Linked DNA regions of Homo sapiens: region 2 is linked to region 1. A link is an interaction called in ENCODE POLR2A ChIA-PET data of the cell type or tissue named here. Cell type or tissue: CD4-positive, alpha-beta T cell. All regions are shown on one strand. Links, peaks and the distances in the headings refer to the core of each region. The heading gives the core; the rest is flanking DNA.

Region 1 (14,961 bases), core at 9,871-14,870:
AAAAGAATGAAGTTGGACTCTTAACTCATATCATACACAAAAATGAACTCACAATGAGTGAAAGACCTAAATGAGCCAAAACTGTAAAACCCATATAATAGCATATTAAGGAATTTTTTTTTTTTTGAGATGGAGTTTCACTCTTGTTACCCAGGCTAGAGTGCAATGGCGTGATCTTGGCTCACCACAACCTCTGCCTCCCGGGTTCAAGTGAGTCTCCTGCCTCAGCCTCCCAAGTAGCTGGGATTACAGGCATGTGCCATTATGCCCGGCAAATTTTTTATTTTTAGTAGAGACGGAGTTTCTCCATGTTGGCCAGGCTGGTCTCAAACTCCCGACCTCAGGTGATCCGCCCACCTCAGCCTCCCAAAGTGCTGGGATTACAGGCATGAGCCCCCACGCCCAGCCTCATACTAAGAAATTTGAACATTGTTATGGGAATGCAATGGGAAGAGGTAGGTTTGTGAGGAGTAAGAAATTATTCAACAAGGCCGGGCACGGTGGCTCACACCTGTAATCCCAGCACTTTAGGAGGCCAAGGCGGGCAGATCACCTGAGGTCAGGGGTTTGAAACCAGCCTGACCAACATGGAGGAACTCCGTCTCTACTAAAAATACAAAATTAGCCGGGCATGGTGGCACATGCCTGTAATCCCAGCTACTCAGGAGGCTGAGGCAGGAGAATCACTTGAACCCGGGAGGCAGAGGTTGCGGTGAGCCGAGATCATGCCATTGCACTCCAGCCTGGGCAACAGGAGCGAAACTCTGTCTCAGAAAAAAAAAAAGAAATTATTCAACATATCTCCCCTTCACCCCTTCTGTGCCAGGCCCTATGCTAAGTGCACAGATTAATCTGCCACAGTCCCTACCCTCAAGCAGCTTTCAGTCTAGTGTGGGAAGTAGACATGCACACTGACAATTACAACCCACTGTGGTACCATCATCAAGCTGGGTTTCTTGACCTCGGCACTATTAATATTTTGCACCAGATCATTCTTGTGTGATAAGCTTTGTAGGATATTTAGCAGCATCCCCACTCTCTCCCTACTAGATCCCAATAGCATTCCCCCAATCAAGATAGTAAAAAATGTCTCCAGACTTTACCAAATGTCCCATGGGGACAAAATCACCCCTAGTTGATAACTTCTGTTATAAGGTAAGTACAGTGGTATTTTCTCACTAAAGTGCCTTGGGATGAGCTAGCCAAGGTGTCCTGGAATACTGAGATGACAGTACATTTTTCCTAGTCATCTCTTGGCCATGTTGGGGTCTCTTGGGTCCTCTGCAAGGTGTATTTACCTCCTTTCTTTGTTTTGCCTCCAGACTATGGTCAGTGCAATCAGAAAATTCCTAGAAGGCATCCCAGACCTGCAGCTAGTCTATACTCACCATCCGCTCCTGCTCAGGTTCTTTCTGTTGTATCCAGAGCTCATGAGTAGGTATGGGCACCGTGTCCTGGAACTTTGGTTCTTCTGGGAAGAGAGCAGCTATGAGGAACTGGATGATGTCACCTCTGCTGGGCAGCCCGCCCTTCCTGCCAGCTTAGTAGTCCTGTTCCAGTTGCTCAGAAGCATCCCCAGCATCCTGCTCATCTTGCTGGTAGGCAACCACTCATTCATTTCTACATTCAGAAATCGTGGGCCTTCTCTCTCTGAGAGCCGGTTTACTGAGGTCAGGAGGCACCCACATCTGCTTCAGCCCACCTCCAGACTTATCACTGTCTGCATGTGAGTTGGAGGGGTGGTGGTCTCTTCTACTTGTAGGTGCCTAGTTTCTGTAAATCCATACTCTTTCCTAAGTCTAATGGAAGTCTACCAACTGAGAGATGTGTGCCTCTCTTCCCCCCAGGGGATGACACTATGAAATGCAGATCTTAGTCACCATCCCCTCTCACCTCCCTGTCATCTCTCAAGCAGATTCTGCTGACACAGGTTTAATGTTAAAGGAAGCCCATGGGGCATGTAGATGGACATTTCTGATGGCAGAGGGACTCCTCCTCTTTTTTGCCATGACTTACATGATAATATTATATGTACATTACTTGCTCAGGCATACCTAGAATTGTCAGATGCCCCAGTACTTTTTTTTCTGGAGACACAGTCTCACACTGTTGCCCAGGGTGCAGTGCCGTGGCATGATCTGGGCTCACTGCAACCTCCACCTCCCGGGTTCACGCAATTCTCCTGCCTCAGCCTCCCGAGTAGCTGGGACTACAGGTGCACGCCACCACACCCAACTAATTTTTTACTTTTTTTTTTAAGAGATGGGGTTTCACCAGGTTGCCCAGGCTGTCAATACTTTTTGGTGAAGTACGTTACTGAAATTCCCATCAGGAATTAGATGGGCTAATTAGATTAGATAAGGTAAACTGCCTAGTGGCTGGCTTTAACTCCACTTTTTTTCCTTCCACTCAAGAAGGCAAATTGAACAACAAATTAGATACCAAGGAGAGTAGCAGGGGACAGAACTAAGATACTAGGTTTTCTTCACCAGATGAAATATTCGGGGTCAGTTCTTCACACATAGTAGGTACTTATAAATTATGACCCATTGAATTATGGGTCTAGACCAATCTAAGTCTGTCCAGGGATAGTAGTGACAATACAGTCATGCATTGCTTAATGATGGGGATACATTTTTAGAAACACAGTGTTAGGTGATTTTGTCATACCAACATCATGGAGTATACTTACAGACATCTAGATGGTCTAGCCTACTACACACCTAGGTATATGGGATGACCTGTTACTCCTAGGCTACAAACCTGTACAGCATGTTACTGTACTGAATATTGTAGACAAATGTAACACAGTGACATTTGTATATCTAAACATAGAAAAGATACAGCATGACTATATCTTATTTATTTTTATTTTTTTTCTTTTTTCTTGCTCTGTTGCCCAGGCTAGAGTGCAGTGGCAGGATCATGGCTCACTGCAGCGTCAATCTTCTGGGCTCAAGTGATCCTCCTGCCTTAGCCTCCCAAGTAACTAGAATTGGCTGGGCGTGGCAGCTCATGCCTATAATCCCAGTACTTTGGGAGGCCGAGCCAGGTGAATCACCTGAGGTCAGGAGTTCAAGACCAAGTAGCTGGAACTACAAGCATGTGCTACTGTGTCTGGCTAATTTTTATATTTTTTGTAGAGACAGTGTTTTATCATGTTGCCCAAGCTGGTCTCAAATTCCTGGGCTCCAGCGATCCTCCCACCATGGCCTCCCAAAGTGTTGGGATTATAGGCATAAACGACTGTACCTGCCATTTTTTCTTTTTAAATACATGAAACATAGGCTTAGAGAGATTTGCCCATGGTCACAAGAGTTGGAAATCAAAATATTAAAACCCAGATTTGACTCCCTATCTATCAGTTGTTCTGTCTGAGGCTCTCTTTTTACTCAGTCTGTTTATTCTTCCTGGGTTATCTCATTCACACCCATGGCTTTGTTTGCCTCCTGGCTGTATGGTGATGACTCAAATCCCTGCACCACCCCTGACCTCTCTCCTGAGCTCATACCCATGAAGTCAACCATCTATTTGACATTTCTGCCTAAAATGGAGCTCATTATCTCCTCTCCCAAATTCCCTTTCTCAGCCTGGGTCTTCCTAGAATGGAGAGGTCCCTCACTAACTGAAGGCTGTGCTAGGCCACTAACTTCACAGGATGTAAATATTAAAAGAAGCAAACCAAACAGAAATTGAATCTCAGGAGACCAAATACTTAGAGTCTACATCCCAGGGAAGCTGGAGTGGATGCCCCACCATTTATCCTGGTGACCCAGTCCTTGTCCTTGAATGTGCACCATCCTTATCACCTCTCCTTTCTGGAGGTGGTGGAGGTCAGGGCAGAGAGGAGTCTTGTGTTTCACTTGGCATAGAGCTTAACAGAAAGGAGCTGCCTTCAAGATGAGTTGTTGCATAGAGGACTAGGAAGATAGAGGCTAATCTGAACTTCAGTTTTCTCCCACAGAAAATGGAGAAAACATGAGGGTAGATGAGATAGTATGTAGGAACACTCTTGGTTTGCTTCACATAGTGGGCTGTCATTCACTAATCATTGACTGCCTCTGAACCAGATAAAGTTCATCTCAGAGAAGCTAATTGAATTGCCCAAGGTCATATAGTTAATAAGGGTCATGGCTATGACTAGAGCCCAAAGTGAGTAAGTTTTTCACTAACTTAGATCCTAGAGACATCAATGGTAAAAAAAAAAAAAAAAAAAAAGAACAGCAAGGAGGCCGGGCGCGGTGGCTCACGCCTGTAATCCCAGCGCTTTGGGAGGCTGAGGCGGGTGGGTCACAAGGTCAGGAGTTCGAGACCAGCCTGGTCAACATGGTGAAACCCTGTCTCTACTAAAAATACAAAAAATTAGCCGGGCATGGTGGCACGTGCCTGTAGTCCCAGCCACTCAGGAGGCTGAGACAGAAGAATCGCTTGAACCCAGGAGGCGGAGGTTGCAGTGAGCCAAGATCGAGCCACTGCACTCCAGCCTGGGCGACAGAGCTAGACTTCGTCTCAAAAACACAAAACAAAACAAAAGAACAGCAAGGAACAACTTTATTGTCTGTTCATATATATAATTCTTACCATTTCTCCCCAGCTTCTAGCCAGAGGAAGGAAAAAGAGTCTAAAAATTTTGTGTTGATACCAATTTCTGTTTTTTATATGGGTAATTAACAGCTGAAAACAAAGCTGTTAATTGCCACTCTTATCAATGGGTGGTCTTTCATGTAGGTTTTTTAGATGTGAAGGGACAATGACATCACAGAAACTCTGTTTGTTTCCTCTTTGGCCAAGTTACGCTGGTCTGTCAAGACCCAGAGAGTTCTGGACAGCAGAGACTACAGATTGGGTCATAGTTTTGCCCAGAGCCTTCCCACTGATCCATATGGTGGGGTCCTCACGTTCCTCTTCCTCCAGCATTCACCATAGCCACACAAAGCTGAGTAGCCCCTTCCTTTTATACCTTTAACATTCATTAACTCAGACTTCTGAGGGACCACCTCTGTGGCAGTGGGGCAGTGATGTGTTGGTGAAGGCACAAGACCAGGAAACTGGTTTGACTCTGGGATCTATGACCTTGGGCAAATCATGCCCCTCCCTTCCCGTCGGGCTTCAGCCTCATACTCTGTAAAGTAAAGGTATTGGAAAAAATTATCTAGATTCTCTCTAGCCCTCCCATTCTGTGACCTTTTTCTTTTCAGAGATGTTTTCTGAGTCTCTACAAGGTGACAAAGATGAAGTAGACCTCATCCCTTCCCTTCATTAACTCACAGTGCAGTTTAATTTACAACTTTATTACTTTCTTGATATGCAAACTGATTAACCTGCCCCAGTTTTCTCATTTGAAAAATTGGGGTGACACCTATATGGAAGAGTTATTGTAGAGGTATAAATAATGTATAAACAAATATACAGCTACTGTATAAACACAACATAGTACCTGACATTATTAGGCCCTGAGTGGTTGTTATTGATATATAGTTGTTTTTCCAGCAACTGCGGAGGTTTCTGAGAGCCAAACTTAGACATCCCTGTGACCCCATCCCTCTCCTTCTGCCCAGTGATCAGCACACCTGGGTTTGTCTGGCCAGATGCATTGTAGCCATATCTCTCTGTGTGTCAGTAGCTGTCCTCCCTGGAGAGGGAGTCTGTGTGACCTTGGATTCATAACCCTCAGTCCTAACTGGCCCAGCGCATTAGCCTGTCCAAAGGAATTGGCTTCTTTGAGCTAGCAGGTGCCAGGAGCTATCAGTAGGGTAGCCTCTGGTGCAGCTTTCTGACTGGCTTTGTCTTTAACATATACTCACTAAAATAACTCTGAAAGCAAAATAAAAAGCATCTTCCCATCTTCCGAGCCTAAGACCTTTATAGCTTGGGGCAGAGATAACCAGATGCCTTGGTAGAGAACGGGCCTGACCTGGTCCTCACTTGCCTTTCTGTGCACTGAATCTGTCCTAATTTATCCTCTGCCTGCCCAGTGACATCATTTCTCTTTCCTTCTTCTCTTCTTTAAGGCACACTCAGGTTCCCTGTCTTGAAAACAACCTCTTGACCCTAATCCTACCATTTGCAGGAGGGAGGCATCCTGGAAAATAGAGCTTTGGGCTTGGAGTTAGGAGACTTGCATTCAAATTCTGTCTGTGCCACTGGCTTATATGACCTTTAGCAAGTCATGTAATCTCTCTGAGCCTGTTTTCTCCTGTTTAGGATGGATTTAATAGGATGGACCTATTCTTTTTTTTTTTTTTTTTGAGACAGAGTTTTGCTCTGTCACCCAGTCTAGAGTGCAGTAGTGCGATCTCGGCTCACTGCAAGCCCCGCCTCCCGGGTTCATGCCATCCTCCTGTCTCAGCCTCCGGAGTAGCTGGGACTACAGGCACTTGCCACCACGCCCAGCTAATTTTTTTGTATTTTTAGTAAAGACGGGGTTTCACCGTGTTAGCCAGGATGGTCTCAATCTCCTGACCTCGTGATCCACCCGCCTTGGCCTCCCAAAGTGCTGGGATTACATGCGTGAGCCACCATGCACGGCCTAGGATGGACCTATTCTAAGGGATGGTTTTGAGGCGTCAGTGCACCTAGAAGAGCCTTTGGTACATAATAGGTGCTGAGTAAGTGACAGATTACCCAGTTTTTGTGACATCATAATTATGGGCCCTTTTCCTGCCCCTCTATTCCTCATTGTCACTTTTCCCCAACTGCAGTACCCTCTGATCTCTGGCTTTCTTCTCTCCTGCTCAGGACCTCATCTATTCCAGCCCAGTGGACACAGCTCACAAGGTACTGATTAGCCTGAGGACCTTCCTGAGGAGGAATGAGGATATCCAAGTGGGCGGTCTTATCCGAGGCCACTTCCTGCTGATCCTGCAGCGTCTGCTAGTGGAGCATGGGGCATCCCCATCAGGAGGTCAGTCTGCAGGTGCTGTGGGCACACTTTGACCTGAAAGCCAGTCGAGAATGGGCATCTCTACCCTTGTTAGGTCTGCTCCAGGAGAGAGAATCAGGGTTTTATCTGAAAAAGAAAGCCAGGCCATTGTGGCATCAAGCTAAACTTCACCTCCTTTCTCTCACTGCAGAGTGGGCGTACAACATGCTTGGTTTGCTGTGTGTGTGTTTAACATGAGTGGATGTGTTTGATGTGTGCATGCATATCCCCACCCTGTGCAGCATGTGCTCAGTGTTGTTTGTCACAAGCATGGCAGCCCCCTGTGGGAAGAAGAAAGTGAGAAATCTGGAGGAGGATGGAGGCAGCAGCAGTCCGCAGGGGCTGGGGAGGGAGGTGGATCTGTGATGTGTTGGAAGCTCCTAGTGAGATCCGGGGGATTAGTTTCCAAATCTGGAATGGTACTCACTGGAGTCAAGGAAGCTTGATGTTTGGTACAGTATGGAGACACTGAAAATTTGGATTGGTTTATTTTATTGTATTTATTTATTTTATATTTTATGTATTTATTTTATTATTATTTTATTTTTGAGACAGTCTCACTCTGTCACCCACGCTGGAGTGCAGTGGCAAGATCTCTGCTCACTGCAACCTCTACTTTCCAGGTTCAAGCAATTCTTGTGCCTCAGCCTCCCAAGTAGCTGGGACTTACAGGTGTGTGCCACGACACCCAGCTAATTTTTTTGTATTTTCAGGAGAGACGGGGTTTCACCATGTTGCCCAGGGTGGTCTCAAACCCCTGAGCTCAAGTGATCCGCCCACCTCAGCCTCCCAAAGTGGTTGGATTACAGGGGTGAGCCACTGCGCCCAGCTTAGTTTTTTTCTATTTTTAGAGAAGCTGAATTTTAAAAATAATTTTTTTTTTTTTTTGAGAGAGGGTCTCACTCTGTCGTTCAGGCTGGTGTGCAGTGGCGTGATCTCGGCTCACTGCAACCTTCACGTCCTGGGTTCAAGTGATTCTTCTGCCTCAGCCTCCATAGTAGCTGGAATTACAGGCATGCGCCACTGCACCTGGCTAATTTTTTGTATTTTTATTAGAGGTGGGTTTCACTATATTGGCCAGGCTGGTCTCGAACTCCTGACCTCAAGTGATCCGCCCGCCTCAGCCTCCCAAAGTGCTTGGATTACAGGTGTGAGCTACCACACTCGGCCTAAAATTATATTTCTAAGCAAAGCGAAAGGCAATCTGTGGCTACCTGACAGAGGACTGAGGGTTTGGAAGTAGATTTAAAGGTGTCAAGAGGAGATGAGTTATTTCTTTTCAGGGAAGGACAAGCCATGTTTAGCTGATAATACTGGTTAAGAACCTTAAGATGTAGTGGAAACATAGTGGGAAGGCCATGGGCATTGGATTCAGATTTGGGTCTATTTGGGCCATAGACTGGGTGACTTATAAACAACAGGAATTTATTTCTCCCAGTTTTGGGGGCTGGGAAATCCAAAATCAAGGTACTGAAAGATTCAGTGTCTGGTGAAGGCCTACTTCCTGGTTCATAAATGGCTGTCTTCTTTCCTTCCTTCCCTCCTTCCTTCCTTCATTCCTTCCCTGCTTCCTTCCTTCCTTCCTTCGTTCCTTCCTTCCATCCATCCTTCTTTCTCCTTCATCTTCTTCTTTCTTCTTCTTCTTTTCTTCTTCTCCTCTTGTTCTTCTTCCTCTTTTCCTCCTCTTTCCCCTCCTTCTCCCCTCCCTCCTCCTCCTTCCTTCCTTCTCCTCCTTTCTTCCTTCTCCTCCTTTCTTCCTCCTCCTTCTCCCCTGCCCCCCACAGCCTTGACCTCCTAGGCTCAAGCAATCCCCCAACCTCAGACTCCTGAGTAGCTGGGGTTATAGGCATGTGCCAGCATGATGACTTGTCTTCTTACTGTGTCCTCACATGACAGAAGGGGTGAGGGAGGGAGCTCCTCGCAGTTTCTTTCAAAAGGCCACTCATCCCATTCATGAAGATTCTACCCTCATGATTCAGTCATCTACCAAAGGCCTCACTTCCTAATACTATTACATTGGGGGTTAAGATTTCAACATGAATTTTGGAGGAACACAAACATTCAGACCACAGCATCCTGCCACTTTCTGGCTGTGGGACCTTGGAGAAGTCACTCAGCCTCTCTGAGCCTCAATTTTGTAAGTGCAAAATAGGAATAACAATCCATGCTTCACATTTTGTTTAGTGGGATTAAATGAAATAATGAATTCCTGGTACCAACCTATGTCTGGCACTTAGTATATCAGTTACGCCTGTTCTAAATGAAGAAAGAAATAGGAGTAAATCCCAACAAAACACCTCACCCCTTAGGAAACAAAAAACTTTGAACCTGTTATTAAGGGCCATTGAAGCAGGGCAGGGTGTCTGACCTTCAGGTGATCTGAGCATCAGGCTTCTTGCCCAGTCCTCCTTGTTCTTCACAGCCTCGGGGAACCTACCATTGCTGCTGAGCCTCCTCTCCCTGATGCAGCTCAGGAATGTGTCAGAGCAAGAACTGGACAGCGTGGCCATGAAGCTCCTTCACCAAGGTGCCCTGGCTGCTTGGGATAGCGCCCAAGGGCCCAGGGCTGGACGTGCAGTGGGTGCTCACTAAGTAGGCTGGTGTTCTTCTTTCTTCTACTCTTTCATCCCTTTGGAAGAAGCTAGTAGGTCAGTCTGTCCCTAGGGTTTTCTTGCTAAAGGACCTCTCAGGGCTTTCTCTGCTTGTTCTCTGGGAATGTTTGGGAGACACCCTACCTCTGCAAAAAATCAGCATTATGAGGCCAGGGGGGTGCTCATGCCTGTAATCCCAGCACTTTGGGTGTTTGAGGCCGGAGGATTGTTTGAAGCCAGGAGTTCAAGACCAGCCTGGGCAACATAGCAAGATCCTGCCTCTACAAACTGCCAGGCCTAGTGGCTCACGCCTATAATCCTAGCACTTTGGGAGGCTGAGGCAGCATGTCGTTTGAGCTCAGGAGTTCAAGACCAGCCTTGGCAACATGGTGAAACCCTGTCTCTACAAAAAAAATACAAATAATTAGCTGTGTGTCGTGATGCAGACCTATATATAGTCCCAGCAACTTGGGAAGGCCGAGGCGGGAGGATTGCTTGAGCCCAGGACGTCAAGGCTGCAGTGAGCTATGATCTCACCACTGCACCCAGCCTGGGCAATGGAGTGAGACCTCGTCCCTAAAACAAACAAATCTGTATGACAGGCACAAGCTCTAGAGTCAGGAAGGCCTGGGTTTGAATCTCAGCTTAGTCACTAGCAATCATCTAGTCTCTGTGAGTCTTAGGTTCCTCATAGGTAAAGTAGTAGTACTTTCCTAAACTAGGGTTAAGATACGGAATACTTATCTAGTTGTTAAGATAAGGAATACTTATCTAGTTAGATAGAGAATGTCACACAGTGCTTGACACACAGTAGACCTTCAACAGATCCTATTCATGCAGATTCCTTTTTTCCTGGCACAAGGTCAGCTCTCCAGCTCATCCTACAATTGACTCAGATCTGATGATCCAGTTCACAGTTCTCCAGGCTTTTTTCTTACCCACACCCCAAACCTCCTCGGTTTCTCAACTCATGATGCTGCCATCACTTCACAGGCAGCACCTGCAGGAAGATTTGCTGAGGGAAGGTTGAAATGAATAGGAAAAATGACATGTCTTCAGTGTTTGTGGACCCCCCAGCTCCTGTAGCCACAGGTGAAGATGGGGCATCTTCCCTGCCTGGAGCCCAGTCCACCTCATGAGAACATCAGTGTCAGATTCAAAAAAAGGCCACTGGGGACGCATTGCAGATGGCCTCAGCCTGGTGCCAGTCATCACCAGCCTGTCTGTGAGATCAAGGCTGACACTAAGCTAGGAGGGGGATCTGTGTGTGACAAACTCAGCCTTCAGAAGAGCCTCTGACAGGGAGTAACAGGCTGAAACCCACACATGAAATGTAATAGGACATTTACATATAATCCTTGAGCACTTCTATATGACAGCAGAGAGTAGAGGACTGTGGTTCGGGGTGGAGGTACTGGTGTGGGAGGGAGCTGAGACCTGCTTGTCTGGGTGAGCACCGAAGTCAGGGTGTGATGTGGCTGCCAAAAAGTGAATGGAGCTGTAGGTAGGTTTCATATTAGGATGGGGATAGGGAGATGGGAAGTGGGAGTTCCCAAGAGTAAAGGGATATGTTCTATAGATATCTACAGTGTAATGTTGCACTGATGAGGCCTGGGAGAATGCAGAAGCACATCTAATCTTGCCTTGAGAGGTTAAGGAAGGCTTCAAGGGGGAGATGAACTTTGAGCTGAATTTTTTTCTTTTCTTTTTTTTTTTTTTTTTGAGACAGGGTCTCACTCTGTCACCCAGGTTGAAGTATAATAGCATGATAACTGCTCACTGCAGCCTCTACCTCTCGGGCTCAGGCGATCCTTCCACCTCAGCCTCTCGAGTAGCTGGGACTACCAGTGTGTGCCACCATGCCCAGCTAATTTTTTGTATTTTTTTGTGGAGAGACGGGGTCTCACCACATTGCCCAGGTTGGTCTTGAACTCCTGGGCTCAAGCAATCTGCCTGCCTCTGCCTCCCAAAGTGTTGGGATTACAGGCGTAAGCCACTGCGGAGGCCTGAGCTGAATCTTGATTGCTGACGGGGACAAGAGGAGTTAGCTAAATGAAGTGATGTGAGAGAGGGGATGTGGCAAGTGCAGGGAACTGCACTTCATTCGACTGTTAAAGTTCCCTTGGGAAGGTGGTGACGATGTTCACAGGATGGATCCCTTTGAAATCCTAAAGTCTTTCTGTGATGTGCAGCTGTAGGCTGCTTGCCTGATGTTTGTCTAGATGGAGGGTGTGAATGTGCCTTAAGGTTTGTCACTGTGTTTCTTTCCATTGGTTGTAATATCAGGGATACTTAGTTTGTGCTTGCTCCCCAAGACTGACATCTGAAATAGCCAGTCGCAGGCTACCACCTATGACAAGTGTGAGTGTTTTGCGACAGGCCGACTGGGGACTTTCATCTCTTGCAGTAAGCAAGCTGTGTGGGAAGTGCAGCCCCACTGACGTGGACATCCTGCAGCCCTCCTTCAACTTCCTGTATTGGAGCCTTCATCAGACCACACCCAGCAGTCAGAAAAGAGGTGCAGGGGCCCGGGCTGGGACAGTGAAGAGTGCTGGGCAGTCTGTGGTCCTCTGTATCTCAACTTTTTCATCTTAAAAAAACAAATAGGGTTGTGTGTGTGGCTGGTGGTCATAAGGTCCTTTCTGGCTCTAATAACCTGAGCTTCTGTTATGAAGCTGGGACCCTTAGAGCCTCAGGATGATCCTCTGTTTGTTTGTGAAGCCCCAATCAGGTGCTAAGCACCATAGTGGCACTTAGCTGAAGCTCCTCTGTAACTCCTGTGGGCCCTGCCTTGCCCACCCCCGACAGCTGCTGCAGTGCTCCTGAGCAGCACAGGCCTGATGGAGCTTCTGGAGAAGATGCTGGCCCTCACCTTGGCAAAGGCAGATTCTCCCAGGACTGCACTCCTCTGCTCTGCCTGGCTGCTCACTGCCTCCTTCTCTGCCCAGCAGCACAAGGGCAGTTTGCAGGTTAGTCTTTAACTCCTGTGGCTTTGAGGCATGGGGTGGCACTCAAAGGAGTGTTGAAGATCCTGAGTTCTGGTCCCAGCTCTGGGGGCTTATTAGCTGTGTGACCTTGGCAAGGTATTTACCCTTTCTGAGCTCAGTTTCCTTTCCTACAAAATGGGGAAAACATCTCAGGATTGTTGTGAGGTTGTTTCATATTAATCCACTTAACACATAAGGTTTACCTACACTCCAGGCTCTATTCTTGGCACAGAGGAATAAAAAATGAATATAGCATGTGTCCTACCCTTAGGGAACTTGTAGTCTTTAAGGATAAGATTGTACTCAGCAAAGATAGTGGGAGAAGGCATTCCAAGTAGAGAGAACAATATGAGCAAAGGCATGAAGCTGCACAAATTCAGGACATGCTCTGTATATTTGGGGAGTGGTGAGGTGCTCTGTGTGATGAGAAGGTGGGGAATGAATGGAGCAGAAAAGACCAGACGGGGAGGCAGAAGCCAGCCTGCGACCTTAAAGTGCAGCATGGCAAGCCGTGGAATGCCACACATGGTTAACTGTCATTATTACTGTTCGAGAAGGTGATGCAGGGAAGAGGAGAGCAGTGGACTTATCCACAGAGCACCTCCTTCCCCTCAGCCCCTCCCTCTTGTAGGGCCTTGTCATCACAGTGCCCTGCGTGAGCTCCTCTGTGGGCTACTTCTCATGGAAACCATCTGCTAGCCTCTGTGGTATCCTCACACTGCGCCCAATACTGTGCCAATCTAGTGATGGGCACACAGAAGTGACATGAGTTTTAAACTTTGGCCTCTAGAGGGGCAACAAGCTGTGGCAAATCTATGCTCTGGCAAATCCTGCAGGTTGTTGCCTGTGGTTGGTTTAGGACAGAAACCTTTCCTAATTTTCCGTGTGAGGCTGCTGGGCTCATCCAGCTGTCTGCAGTCACCTGCCTAGGAGAAAACTTGCATTTTGTCCTTGGCTCTGCCCTGGCCCTCAGCTCACACCTAGGCAATTACCTGCTCCTAGCTACCTCCAGTGCCCTAACTCAGGCCTGATCATTCGTCCTCCCCACTAATGTGACCTAGTTACAGTCTCCTGGCCACCCGCCTCTTCCCTCCTCTGCATGTCCTATCATTGCAGCCACAGTCTGTCCTCACACCCCTTCTGCCCAAGCTCCTTCAGCAGCCTTTTTGTCCTCCTCTAGGCCTGGCCCTCTGCAGCCTTACTTTCTGCCATTCCCACCCACCTTCCCTGTCCTCTGGCCAGGCATTTGTGCTTCTCCCAGTCAGCTATGCTCCTTCACATTGCCATACCTTTTTTTTGTCTGTTTTGTTTATTATTAATAGACTTCATTTTTAGGACAGTTTTAGATTTATAGAAAAATGGTGCAGGTAGTACAGAGAGTTCCCATATAACACCCCCCCTCACCCCCGACACACATACACAGAGTTCCCTGTTATTTTATTTTTTCAGACAAAGTTTTGCTCTAGTTGCCCAGGCTGGAGTGCAATGGTGTGATCTCGGCTCACCGCAACCTCTGCCTCCTGGGTTCAAGCGATTCTCTTGCCTCAGCCTCCCTAGTAGCTGGGATTACAGGCATCTGCCACCACACCCAGCTAATTTTGTATTTTTAGTAGAGACGGGGTTTCTCCAAGTTGGTCAGGCTGGTCTTGAACTCCTCACCTCAGGTGATCCACCCACCTCAGCATCCCGAAGTGCTGGGATTATAGGCGTGAGCCACTGTGCCCGGCTTGTCTTAATTTCATAGATGAAGAAAGTCAGGCATGCTGAGAGAGGTGCAGTAACTTGCCCAAGGCCATACAGCTGACAGGTAGCAAAGCCAGGATTTTATTTTATTTTTTAAAGAAATGGAATCTGTCGTCCAGGCTGGAGTGCAGTGGCAGTATCCCAGCTCACTGCAGCCTTGGCCTCCCAGCTCAAGTGATTATCTCACCTCAGCCTCCTGAGTAGCAAGAACTACAGACACATGCTACCATGCCCAGATAATGTTTTTGTATTTTCTTGTAGAGATGGGTCTTCGCCATGTTGTCCAGGCTGGTCTTGAACTCCTGGGCTCAACGAATCCTCTCACCTCAGCCACCCAAAGTGCTGGGATTACAGGTGTAAGCCACTGTACCTGACTTGAGAGCCAGGATTTTGATTTGGCCTGTCTGACTCCAGATCTTCTGAGTTAGGTGTATAGTGAACAGAGCCAGAGACTGAACCACAGATGAGGCCAGAGAAGGCTGTCTGATGGAGGAGGCCAGTGAGGATGGGGGAGATTTGGAAGAAAAAGAGTTCTCCAGGTTCGGACTTGATTCTCCGCATGCTCCTGAAGCCAGGGCTGGTGCAGCTTGGAGGACTCTGTGTGGCCTCCTCCGTCCCCTTTTGATGCAGTGGATATGTGGGGGGAGGTGATAGAAGAGATTTTCAGGCAGGTTATTTTCTGCCCAGGCTTCCAGAACATGGGGGTTAGCCCTTTACC
Region 2 (11,595 bases), core at 168-5,167, 660 kb after region 1:
CAACCTCTGCCTCCCAGGTTCAAGCTATTCTCCTGCCTCAGCCTCCCGAGTAGCTGGGATTACAGGCATGTGCCACCACGCCCAGCTAATTTCGTATTTTTAGTAGAGACAGGGTTTCTCCATGTTAGTCAGGCAGGTTATCCCCATTTTATAGGGAAAGAACTTGAGTCTGCAAGAAGCAAGTCACCCAGGATTCTCAGGGCGAGGAGGAGGCTGAACCAGGATTTGGACCCAGATATCTCTGGCTCTCAAGCCTCCTCTTTTCTATAAACCACCTGTTTACAGCACAGAGGGAGCTGGTCATTGGGGCCGAGCTGGGTTTATGGTATCTGAAGCTTACACAATTTCAAGAGGACTCTCATTTAAAAAAAAAAACAAACACAATTACAAAACCAAAATTAGGCATAACAGTGAATTTTATTTATTTATTTATTTTATTTTTAATTTTTTTTTTTGAGGCGGAGTCTCGCTCTGTCACCCGGGCTGGAATGCAGTGGCGCCATCTCGGCTCACTGCAAGCTCCGCCTCCTGGGTTCAGGCCATTCTCCTGCCTCAGCCTCCCGAGTAACTGGGATTACAGGTGCCCACACCATGCCCGGCTAACTTTTGTATTTTTAGTAGAGACAGGGTTTCACCACATTGGCCAGACTGGTCTCGAACTCCTGACCTCAGGTGATCTGCCTGCCTCGGCTTCCCAAAGGGCTGGTATCACAGGCTTGAGCCACCACACCTGGCTTCCCTATGTTTTTCTATATCCTGATCGCTTCCTTGTACAACAAGGATTTTGCAATGCCATATTCTATAGAGAAAACAAACTTCAATCAAATTTCTTTGATATGGTAGCAGGAAGAGTTCAGGGCATGGCTGTGTCAAGTTTTCTCATGTGGGACCTGACCTTACATGCTCCTTGGATGGGCCACACTGGTGACCACGCGAGGCTTTGATGCTCTCATCACAGGGACCTGTTCTGAGTTTTATGTTGTCTTTGTTGGTTTCAACATTTTATGCCAAATCAGCAAGAAATTTAAATCTTTTTTCATCATGATCATTGTATTCATTCTCCTTCATTCATTGGTGAGCCTGTTCCTGGAAGCCATCTGTACCCTCGGACAGCCAGCAACGACTGAGCTACACATGGATAGAACCATGAACCACAAGAAATACCCCTGAATTCTGAACTATTTCCATATCAACTTCTCCCAAAATACCCACAGCCAGTCCAACACCATCCAACTGGATGGGAGCAGGGAAGGCGGGGAATCAGAGTGGAAAGAGACTTAGCTGAGTTATTTTTATTATTTTTAAAAGCCTTATTCATAGACATATGTGTATATTTAGAGACAGAGTCTATCACTACGTTGCCCAGGTTTGATTCTTTTTTTAGAGACAGGTCTGGAGTACAGTGGTGCAATCTTTGCTCATCACAGCCTTGAACTCCAGGGCTCAAGCCATCCTCCCACCTCAGCCTCCTGAGTAGCTGGGACTACAAGCATGTGCTGTGCCACCAAGCTGGCTTGGTGTGACTAACTGATGTCTCACCTTTGCAAACTTTACAGAAACATATGACATAGGAACACATTGCAATTACATATTGCAATTCAGCAGAAAAAAAAAAAAGAAAGACTTTCTTTTTACTGAATGGCACTGACTTACCAGGTACATACAAGCAAGTGGAGTCTGGGGACCACTTTTTGGCTGTTCTAGAGAAAGTGCCCCAAAGAGGATTCAGCAGCCAGACTCCTGTTAGTTTTCTCATCTCACTCAGAAGGCTCAGCCTCTGAAACAACCATTCCAGGACTTGGAGGCAGGGGATCTGGGTTAAAGGCCCAGCTCTGCCGTTTCCTAACTGTGGGGCCTTGGCAAGTGCAGGTCCTGTGAGCTTCACCAGCCTCATTAGCAAGAATAGTTCATGTTCCCCTGCCACGGAAGTGCCCTGTGAACTAGAAGAGAGCATGGGCAAGTATGGGGTTAGTCTCGCTAACAGATCAGCCAGCTTCTGTCTGGGCAATTCTGTCATTTAGGGTTTTGCTGGGGTGGCCCCGGGAGTCGTTTGGGAGTTCACCTATCTCCCCAGGCATGGAGAAGGGGTGGTGTTTCTGAATCAGGATTCTGAGCTGAACTGCAAACCTGACTGTGCTCCAAGTTTCTTGGACCAGCAAGCCCAGCTCCCAGAGTCCCGCTGCCCTGGCCTGAACCCGCCGCTCCACACCCCGGGCTCTCGGCAGCCGGGCGGCTCGTGGGAGGAGGCGCCATGAGCCTTCTTGCATTTCCTGCTTCAGACTTGATGGATTACAGAGGACTCCTGCTCCAGCTGTGGGGAACTCCAGCCCGCACTTTGCCTCCAGCCCGATGGTGCAAGATCCAGCTTCTCTTCAGCCTGGCATCAAACGTCTTTTTGATCAGCTTTTCATCCATTTTCTGAAAATGTAGTGATTGAGAGATGTTCTGAATCTTGCAGAATTCTGTGTCGCACCCTGGCCACACATCAATGCAGGCCTGAACCTGACCCTGGGTGGACTCCCTGCTCTCTGCCAGCCCCTTTCTCACCCCTGGGTCCCCACGGCCCCTGGCTCTCTCCCCTCTGCTAGAATCTCGCTGAGGGATTGGTGGGGAGGGGGTGGTCACGCACTGGGTGGAGATCTGGTGCCCCCTGGAGGCCGGACAGGAAGGGCCAGGGCGGACAAGGTCTTTGAGAACTCGGTGGCATCCCGCTCCTGATGGCCTGGGTCCCACCGCCCCTCCCCCAGCCTTCCTGACAGCAGAGGAGATTGATGGGGCGCTGCTCGAATGTTCTTCATCAGCGTCTTCAGTAATAAGCTTCTCCATTGGGTAACCGATCCTAGTTTAGCAAAACCGTTTGTCAACCATTTCCTCCCTTGAGCTTGATAAGAACCCCGTGGGAGAGGAGAGAGGGGGGCCCCCCAGGATCTGAAAAGCTGTGCCTCAGCCAAGTTCATGAGTCACTGGCGAGGAGGCCTGTAGGTCAGCAAAGCCTAGGAGGTCAAGAGTGCCCACATGGGGACCTACGGGCCTCAGGGCCGCAGGTTGCTGGGTTGGACCCTGGCTTGGAGCTCAGGATAGAAACCCGGAAACCCCACAGGCAAAGAAGGATGCAGAACAGAACAGGGCAGAACCAAGGACCCAGTGAGGGTGGCTGGCGTCAGAGCAAATATCAGAGTTCACAAGGTGAAATAATCCAAAAATCTATACAGAAAAAGCTAATCATTTTCTCCAATCTCTCCCCCAAAGGTGTCTACTCCTGCAGGCTTACCTGTAACCTTTGTCACTCACTCTTCTGATTCTGCAAACATATAAACCACGGAGCCACAGCCAAGAGAATCTGGACTTGTTCGTTTTTCCTGAAATAGGATATCTTAAATAATCCGTGGCTCAGCACTGCGCCCTTTTTTTTCTTTTCTTTTCTTTTTTTTTTTTTTTTTGAGACGGAGTCTCGCTCTGTTGCCCAGGCTGGAGTGCAATGTCATGATCTTGGCTCACTGCAACCTCTGCCTCCTGGGTTCAAGCAACTCTCCTGCCTCAGCCTCCTGAGGAGCTGGGACTGCAGGTGCAAGACACCACGCCTGGCTAATTTTTGTTATTTTTAGTAGAGACAGTGTTTCACTATGTTGGCCAGGCTGGTCTCGAACTCCTGACCTCAAATGATCTGCCTGCCTCGGCCTCCCAAAGTGCTGGGATTACAGGCACAAGCCACAGCACCCAGCCTCACTGTGCCCTTTTCACTGGCAGGCATTTTATTGTCCCTACAGACCCAAGACGGGGTGGGGGAGACGTGCTTTGTGCTCACCTGGCTGGTTCATGGGCAGGTGGCCTGGAGGACCCAGCCCTGGCAGCTGTGGGGTAGCTCCAGCCTGGGCCGGACAGGTAAGCGGAATCAAGAGATGGGGCCAGTTGCGGCTACAGGGCCAGGAGGGGCTGCAGCTCCTGGTCAGGGTCTTCAGAAAAGCAGGGTTCTGCTGGCTGGCCTGCAGTGGAAAGAAGACAGAGGGACAGGGAACTGGGGGTAGGGACAACCCTGCTCAACTAAGTGACCTTGAGAGGACAGGAGTCCCCACAGGAAAATCAGGAGACTGTTCCTCTGGCTGGGGTGGGCTGTGGGGAGGATGCTGGGCCAGCAGAGCCTGACAGAGCCACCCCAGTCATAAAAGGATATGTTTTTGTCAAGACTTTTCTAAACCCATAATCACCTCCCTCCTATGTCTTGGGTCAGCTTCTTTCATCGCAGGCACCACTGCGGACATTGCTGGGAGGAAGAGGAGGGAGAAGCGACGGGCTTCATTAGGAACGGTGAGTTTGTGACTCTGCCGCTAAGTGGCAGCTCCAGCTCACCCCCCCAGCTCCCTCCCACAGGCCACGGCTGGGCATGGAGAACTGGTGACTTCAGAGGCCCGGACAGAGGAGACGGGGGAGAGCGAGGGGCCGCCGTGCCTGAGGTCTGGGGGTGACAGCAGGGGATGGCCAAGGAGTGCAGGGCCAGCTTGCCCTGCCCTCTCTAAGAGAGTCTTACTGAATGTAGGGGTTGAATTGTGCTCCCCAAGAGATATGTTCATGTATTAACCTCTCCCTCCCCCCGACTCTTCCATTCCTGTGACTGTGAGCTGAATTTGGAAACAGGGTCTTTTCAGATGTAATCAGGTCCTTTCAACTCACGATAAAATAATCTTGGATTTAGGCTGGGCCCTATGTCCAACAGCTGGTGTCCTTATAAGAAGGAGAGGAGACGGCTAGGCGCGGTGGCTCACGCCTGTAATCCCAGCACTCTGGGAGGCTGAGGTGGGCAGATCATGAGGTCAGGAGATCGAGACCATCCTGGCTAACACGGTGAAAACCCGTCTCTACTAAAAATACAAAAAAATTAGCCCGGCATGGTGGCAGGCGCCTGTAGTCCCAGCTAGTCGGGAGGCTGAGGCAGGAAAATGATGTGAACCTGGGAGGCGGAGCTTGCAGTGAGCTGAGATCGTGCCACTACACTCCAGCCTGGGTGACAGAGCGAGACTCTGTCTCAAAAAAAAAAGAAAAAAAAAAAAAAAAGAAGAAGAAGAAGAAGCAGAGGAGACACAGAGGAAAGAGGGCCATAGGAAGATGGAGGCAGAGATGGCAGTGGTGAGGCTACAAGCCAAGGGATGCCTGTGGCCACTGGACGCCGGAAGAAGAGAGGGAGGATTCTTCCCTAGAACCTTCAGAGGGAGCACAGCCCTGCCAACACCTTGGTGTTGGACTTCTCGCCTCCAGAACTGGGAGGAAATCAATTTCTGTTGCCTTAAGCCACCCAGTTTATGTTATTTTGTTACAGCAGCCTGGGAAAAGGAATATACTGAATAAGAACCCAAGTGAGCTTATTAGAAAGAATATTGAGGCCTGGCGCAGTGGCTCACATCTGTAATCTCAGCACTTTGGGAGGCTGAGGCGGGTGGATTGTCTCAGTCCAGGAGTTCGAGACCAGCCTGGGCAACAAAAATACAAAAATTGGCCGGGTGTGGTGATGCACACCTGTAATCCCAGCTACTCGGGAGGCTGAGGCAAGAGAATCCCTTGAACCTGGGAGGTGGAGGTGGCAGTGAGCCGAGATCATGCCATTGCACTCCAGCCTGGGCGACAGAGCAAGACTCTGTCTCAAAAAAAAAGAATGTTGAACCTCCTCAAGAGGAGGTAAGTGATTTTAAACACTCTGAAGCCACACAGGGACAAGCCTTTTACAAGCCAAGAGGAGAAGGAGGAAAAATTGAAGTCACTTTTTTTTTTTTGAGACATAGTCTCACTCTTGTCGCACAGGCTGGCGTGCACTGGCGCAATCTCGGCTCACTGCAGCCACCACCTCTGAGGTTCAAGCGATTCTCCTGCCTCAGCCTCCTGAGTAGCTGGGATTACAGGCGCCCACGACGGCACCCAGCTAATTTTTGTATTTTTAGTAGAGATGGGGTTTCACCGTCTTGGCCAGGCTGGTCTCGAACTCCTGACCTCAGGTGATCCACCTGCCTCAGCCTCCCAAAGTGCTGGTATTACAGGCATAAGCCACTGTGCCCGGCCTTGATTTTTCTTTTTTAATGGTTAAAAAATACCTTCAAATGTACACACAGTAAAATTCACTTCTTTTGGTATATAGTTCAAATGCATAGAGTCCTATCACCATGACCGCAGTCAAGATAGGGAACATCCCGTCACTCCCAGAACTCCTGTGCTGCCGCTGGCAACCACTGCTCTGTTCTCCCGTTGCTTTTCCAGCAACGGGAGTCCTGAAAGTGGAATCGTGCGAGTCCAGGTTCTTTCGCTGAGCATCGTGATTTGAGGTTCACCCACATTGTTGTATGGTTCCTTTTCATTGCTGAGAAGTGTTCCACTGTCTGGATGGACTGTGGTCTATTTATCTATTCACCAAGTAAAGGATGTGGGCGATTTCCAGGTTTCGACGATTATGAATAAGCTGCTGTAACATTCACGCACAGGTGTTTGTATGAATGGAAGTTTTCACTTCTCTTGGGTGAATACCTGGGAGTGGGGTTTCTGGGTCCCGATCGGGTTTCTAGTGGTCTGTAAGTCAGACTTGCTAAGAGTTTTCGTTGGGGAGACGCACACAGGCAAGGTCAGCTCTCAGGGTCCTTTCTGCAATGCGGGGATGTCGAGGTCACCTGACAGAGGGGCAAATGCCAGCTGGTCGCCCAACCTGCTCTTGTCCATTCCTTTTCCCTCAGAAGCTAATAGAGGAAAGTAAACCTGTTGTTTCACTCTCATTTCCTTTTATTTTCATTAATATTAGGAAATGCCAAGATTAGTGAAAGAATGAAAAGAGTCAAAACAGCCTAGAAAAGGCTTCAATGATCCTCAAACTGGATGATCGAATCCCGAATAATTGGGAATCAACAGTAAAGGCCAAAGTAAGACTTCTAAAAAGTCCTCTTTTTTTTTTTTTTGAAGAGATGGGGTCTCACTACGTTGCCCAGGCTAGTCTCAAACTTCCAGGCTCGCCCAGTCCTCCTACCTTGGCCTCCTAAAGTGCTGAGATTACAGGTGTGAGCCACTCAACCCAGCCCAAAATCCCTATTATATCCTATTTTTTTGCTTTGCATGAAACATTTTATTTACTTCCATCCCACCCTGAACATAACAGCAGAGGGAATTTCTTTCTTTCTTTTTTTTTTTTTTTTTTTTGAGATGGAGTCTTGCTCTGTCACCCAGGCTGGAGTGCAGTGGCGCGATCTTGGCTCACTGCAAGCTCCACCTCCTGGGTTCACACCATTCTCCTGCCTCAGCCTCCCGAGTAGCTGGGACTACAGGCATGCGCCACCATGCCTGGCTAATTTTTTTGTATTTTTAGTAGAGACGGGGTTTCACCATGTTAGCCAGGATGGTCTTGATCTCCTGACCTCCGTGATTCGCCCGCCTTGGCCTCCCAACATGCTGGGATTACAGGTGTGAGCCACCGCGCCCAGCCCAGCAGAGGGAATTTCTAAAGGCAAAGACTGTTCCTGAATTAGGCGAAGGCATGGCAGCTTCACCTCTTACTGCCTGGGGTCAGGCAATTCTCTGCAGAGCAATTCTCAAGGAGGTGTCTTAGCTTGACTTGCCCCAGAATTGCTGCTGGGGAGTCCCAGCTGCCCCATCTAATTACCCTGAGCCCTTCTACCTAAATGCAGCCCTGGCCCAGCTCAGGCTGAGAAGTCCCAGGATCTGCAGTCACCAAGCAGAAGAAAACCAGAAGAGCCAACAGTGTCATTGCAGGCTAAGTCCAAGTTCAAAGAGAGGAGAAGACCAGTGTCCCAGCTCAGCTCACAGTCAGGCAGACAGAGCGAATTCTATCTCACCGTTTTTTTTTTTTTTTGAGATGGAGTCTCACTCTGTCACCCAGGCTGGAGTGCAGTGGTACAATCTCACTGCAACCTCCACCTCCCAGGTTCAAGCAATTCTCCCTGCCTCAACCTCCTGAGTAGCTGGGATTACAGGCGCACGCCACCACGCCCAGCTAATTTTTGTATTTTTAGTAGAGACGGGGTTTCACCATGTTGGCCAGGCTGGTCTTGAACTCCTGACCTCAGGTGATCCACCTGCCTTAGCCTCCCAAAGTGCTGGGATTACAGGAGTGAGCCACCGCACCCGGCATTATTTTTTTTTTTTTTTTGAGACAGGCTCTTGCCCTGTTGTCCAGGCTAGGGTGCAGCGGTGTGAACGTGGCTCACTGTAGCCTCGATTTCCTGGGCTCAAATGATCCTCTTGCCTCAGCCTTCTGAGTAGCGGGGACTACAAGTGTGCCACACCTGGCTAATTTTTTAAAAATTTTTTTGTAGAGATGAGGTCTCGCCACGTTGCCCAGGCTGGTCTCGAACTTCTGGGTTTAAGCGATCCTCCTGCCTCCTGCGTAGTCGGGACTACTGGCATGCGTCACCACACTCGGCTTACTCTGTCTTTTGTTCTCTTCAGGCTTTCGATGGATTGGACGAGGCGCGTCCACCCTGGGGAGGGCCATCATTTTATTCAGTCTACTGATGCAAATGCTTATCTCTTCTGGAAACACCTTCACAGACAGACCCAGAATATAGTTGAACCAAATACTGGGCACCTCATGGCTCCAACAGGTTGACACAAAAAATGAACCATTGCAGAAAACGAAGAACAGTCACCAACTCCCACCCATGCAGCTGGCTCATTTGCTGGGCTGCCCTCCCCAGCAGGTGGCACAGGAATCCCTGCCTTGGCAGGGAGGAGGCCTGGGGTGTGTGCAGGTACCCATGGGAAGTTTCTTTGCCATGGGGAAAGCCAGAGTCACCCCTTGCTTGAACACAAGAGTTGGAGGTTTCAGTGAGCTGAGATTACGCTATTGCACTCCAGCCTGGGCGGCAGAGTGAGACTCTGTCTCTAGATAAATAAATTAAATAAATAAATAAATATAATTTAATATAAATAACTAGAAATTTTTCAATACTTGCATCTCTGTAGGTTACCTCTGGAAGTGCAGGGCTTTGTCTTTTTGGATTAACTCAGAAATTAGACCTTCAGAAAACAACATCAGCTCTGATTCTCTGCACCCTTGATGCTGCCGGTGGCGACTGCGGCTTCCTGATGGAAATGTAGACCTGAACATAAGTCGCAGAAAAATGCAGACTTGAGTTGGAGCTAAGCTGACTCAGGTATTTTGAGATCTATAATCTGAGTGGGGAGCAGAGAGATTCCAAGATATTTGCATTCAGTGGCTTTTGCACACAGCAGAACCTGTGCTGAGGGCATTTCTAGGGTCATTACTCATAATCTGCAGTGTCTCTTTCCAGGGTTCCAGGCGTCTTACCCCAGAGGTGATTTCCAGATTTCGAGAAAAACCCAGGATTTAGGGCTGGCACGGTGGCTCACGCCTGTAATCCCAGCATTTTGGGAGGCCGAGGCAGGTGGATCACTTGAGGTCAGGAGTTTGAGACCAGCCTGGCCAACATGATGAAACCCTGTCTCTACTAAAAATACAAAAAAATTAGCCGGGTGTGGTGGCATGCACCTGTAATCCCAGCTACTCAGGAGGCTGAGGCAGGAGAATCACTTGAACCTGGGAGGCAGAGGTTGCAGTGAGCCTAGATCGTGCCATTGCACTCCAGCCTGGGCAACAAGAGCAAAACTCCATCTCAAAAAAACAAACAAACAAACAAACAAAACGCAAGATTTAGATCCCCTCACTGTAGCGCCCTCATGGCCTGGTAACTTTAGCAAAGCCTCCCCCTCCTCCCCCTCCTCCTCCTCCTCCTCCTCCTCCCTCCTCCCTCTTCTAGGTACAGAGGATGAGCAGTGGCTCCCCACACCATCCCCTGAAGCAGAGGCCCCTCTTCCCTTCATTCCCCATTCTGTACAGATGCTATGGGAGCTTCAGGCTCCACACTCAGGTCCCCAGTCCCTGAAACATAAAGCTGAATAAGACAGAGTCCCTGGGCTGAAGGGGCCACTGTTGGCCATGGAAGCAGAGTAAACAGAGTGGGGCCGACGTAAAGGTGAGCTGGGGTGCACTGGAGGCACAAAACGGGCAAGGATGGAGACGTGGGTGACGAGGTAGGGCAGACAGGCAGAGCTCAGACTGGGTCCTAGGCAGGGAGAAGTCACCATTGTAGAGCAAGGACGATGTGGTCAGATCTGGGCTTTAGAAATCTAGGTGTCTAGCCTAGGCAATATAATGAGACCTCGTCTCCACAAAAAACTTAAAAAATTAGCCGAGTGTGATGCCACATGTCTGTAGCCGCAGCTACTCAGAAAGCTGAGGATCCCAAGTGGAAGGATAACTCTAGCTCGGGAGGTCGAGGCTGCAGTGAGCCATGATCGTGCCATTGCACTCCAGCCTGGGCAACAGAGCGAGACCCTGTCTCAAGAAAAAAAAAAAAAAAGTAAAAGAAAAAGAAAGAAGAAATACAGCTCTGGAGCTGCCTAGGACAGGGTTGGGGACTCTCCTGACTAGCTGCCAGCGAATGTTTGCTTTCTGTGGCCAGGCCCTGCCTGGCCAGGGTGCACAGGGCTGAGCGAGGCAGATGGAGCCCCTGCTCTCAGACTGCTTTTCCGAATGCCATCTTGACGCTGCTCAAGTTTGGATTTTGGTTTTCATGGAAGTCAACTATGGTTCTGACATGGCCACCTCTGTCTCAACTGATGCACGGCCTAGGGAATCCGGTGATGCTTCAGCAGGTGGCAGGGCTCAGCTGCACCCGCCCGGGCCCCAGCGCCGCCTGCCACTCCTCCTCCTCCTCCCAGGCTTCGGCTGAGAGCAGGGCCTGGAGCCAGCCTGCTGGGTGGACTCCCAGCTCCACAGTTGGCTAGCTCTGGGGCCCTGGGGAGATGTCCACCCTCTCTGTGCTTTAATTTCTTCACCTGTGAGGTGGGGATGGTAGCACCTCCCTCATGGGGTGGCTATGGCTGTGAAATGAGGTAACGTCTCGGTGTTAGGCAGCTTCCAAAACGGCTCTCCAAGATCCCCTGCCTCCTGGCCTTCATAGCCTTGTGGAACCCCTGGCCCTGTGTGTGGGCTGGACTCACTGCCTGCTTCCACCCAAGAGAACAGGGCACAGCTGATGGGGGTTACTTCTGAGACTAGGTGATCAAGACTGGGGCTTGCTGGGTCCCTCTGTCTCTGACTCTTTCCTCTGCTCTCTCCTGCTCACTTGCTCACCCTAATACTATATCAAGAGCTGCCCTAGAAAGAGGCCCCGTGGCAAAGAACCAAAGGCACCCAGCAACACGAGTGAGGGTGGAAGTGGCTCTTTCCCCATTCCAGCCTCGCGGTGACCGCAGCCCTGGCTGACACCTTGCTTGCAGCCTGGTGAGAGACAGCAGCCCGAGGACCCTGCTAAGCTGCACCCAGGCTCCTGACCCATGGAAACTGTGAGATGATAAACATGTACTGCTTAAGCTGAGATTCGGGCTAATTTGTTACACAGTCATAGACATCGTTTTTTGTTGTTGTTGTTTTTTGAGATGGAGTCTCACTCTGTCGCCCAGGCTGGAGTGCAGTGGCACAATCTCAGCTCACTGCAACATCCACCTCCCAGGTTCAAGCGATTCTCGTGCCTCAGCCTCCCAAGTAGCTGGGATTACAGGCATCTGCCACCATGCCCGGCTAATTTT

Evidence for each region. Peaks named below come from ENCODE experiments on the same cell type or tissue, not always from the same donor. Only the 100,000 strongest peaks of a DNase experiment are listed, where the experiment ranks them.
Region 2: POLR2A ChIA-PET joins it to region 1 with 10 read pairs; 4 of 35 experiments call an interaction of 5 or more read pairs at or near these places.

Annotation. Positions count from the first base shown.
Region 1 is chr22:41,769,364-41,784,324 of GRCh38, forward strand. It overlaps MEI1 (meiotic double-stranded break formation protein 1), which reads left to right. Exons shown (of 31, transcript NM_152513.4): 20 at 1,323-1,598; 21 at 6,739-6,904; 22 at 9,345-9,449; 23 at 11,921-12,031; 24 at 12,322-12,482. Among named protein-coding and RNA genes, the nearest start is that of CCDC134, 24 kb to the right of the region's middle. RefSeq lists enhancers at 11,953-12,002, 12,013-12,112, 12,263-12,312. In CD4-positive, alpha-beta T cell, for the core only: no CTCF peak of the experiment used is centred there; DNase peaks (open chromatin) are centred at 10,828, 11,908 and 13,148; H3K4me3 peaks cover 2,630 bases; H3K27ac peaks cover 3,755 bases.
Region 2 is chr22:42,441,935-42,453,529 of GRCh38, forward strand. It overlaps LOC101927344 (a long non-coding RNA gene), which reads left to right. Exons shown (of 6, transcript NR_188414.1): 3 at 3,768-3,882; 4 at 4,229-4,305; 5 at 6,773-6,890; 6 at 8,431-8,911. Among named protein-coding and RNA genes, the nearest start is that of NFAM1, 15 kb to the left of the region's middle. RefSeq lists enhancers at 2,246-2,425, 2,433-3,199. In CD4-positive, alpha-beta T cell, for the core only: a CTCF peak has its summit at 2,643 (motif pointing left); DNase peaks (open chromatin) are centred at 2,317 and 2,657; H3K4me3 peaks cover 1,254 bases; H3K27ac peaks cover 1,715 bases.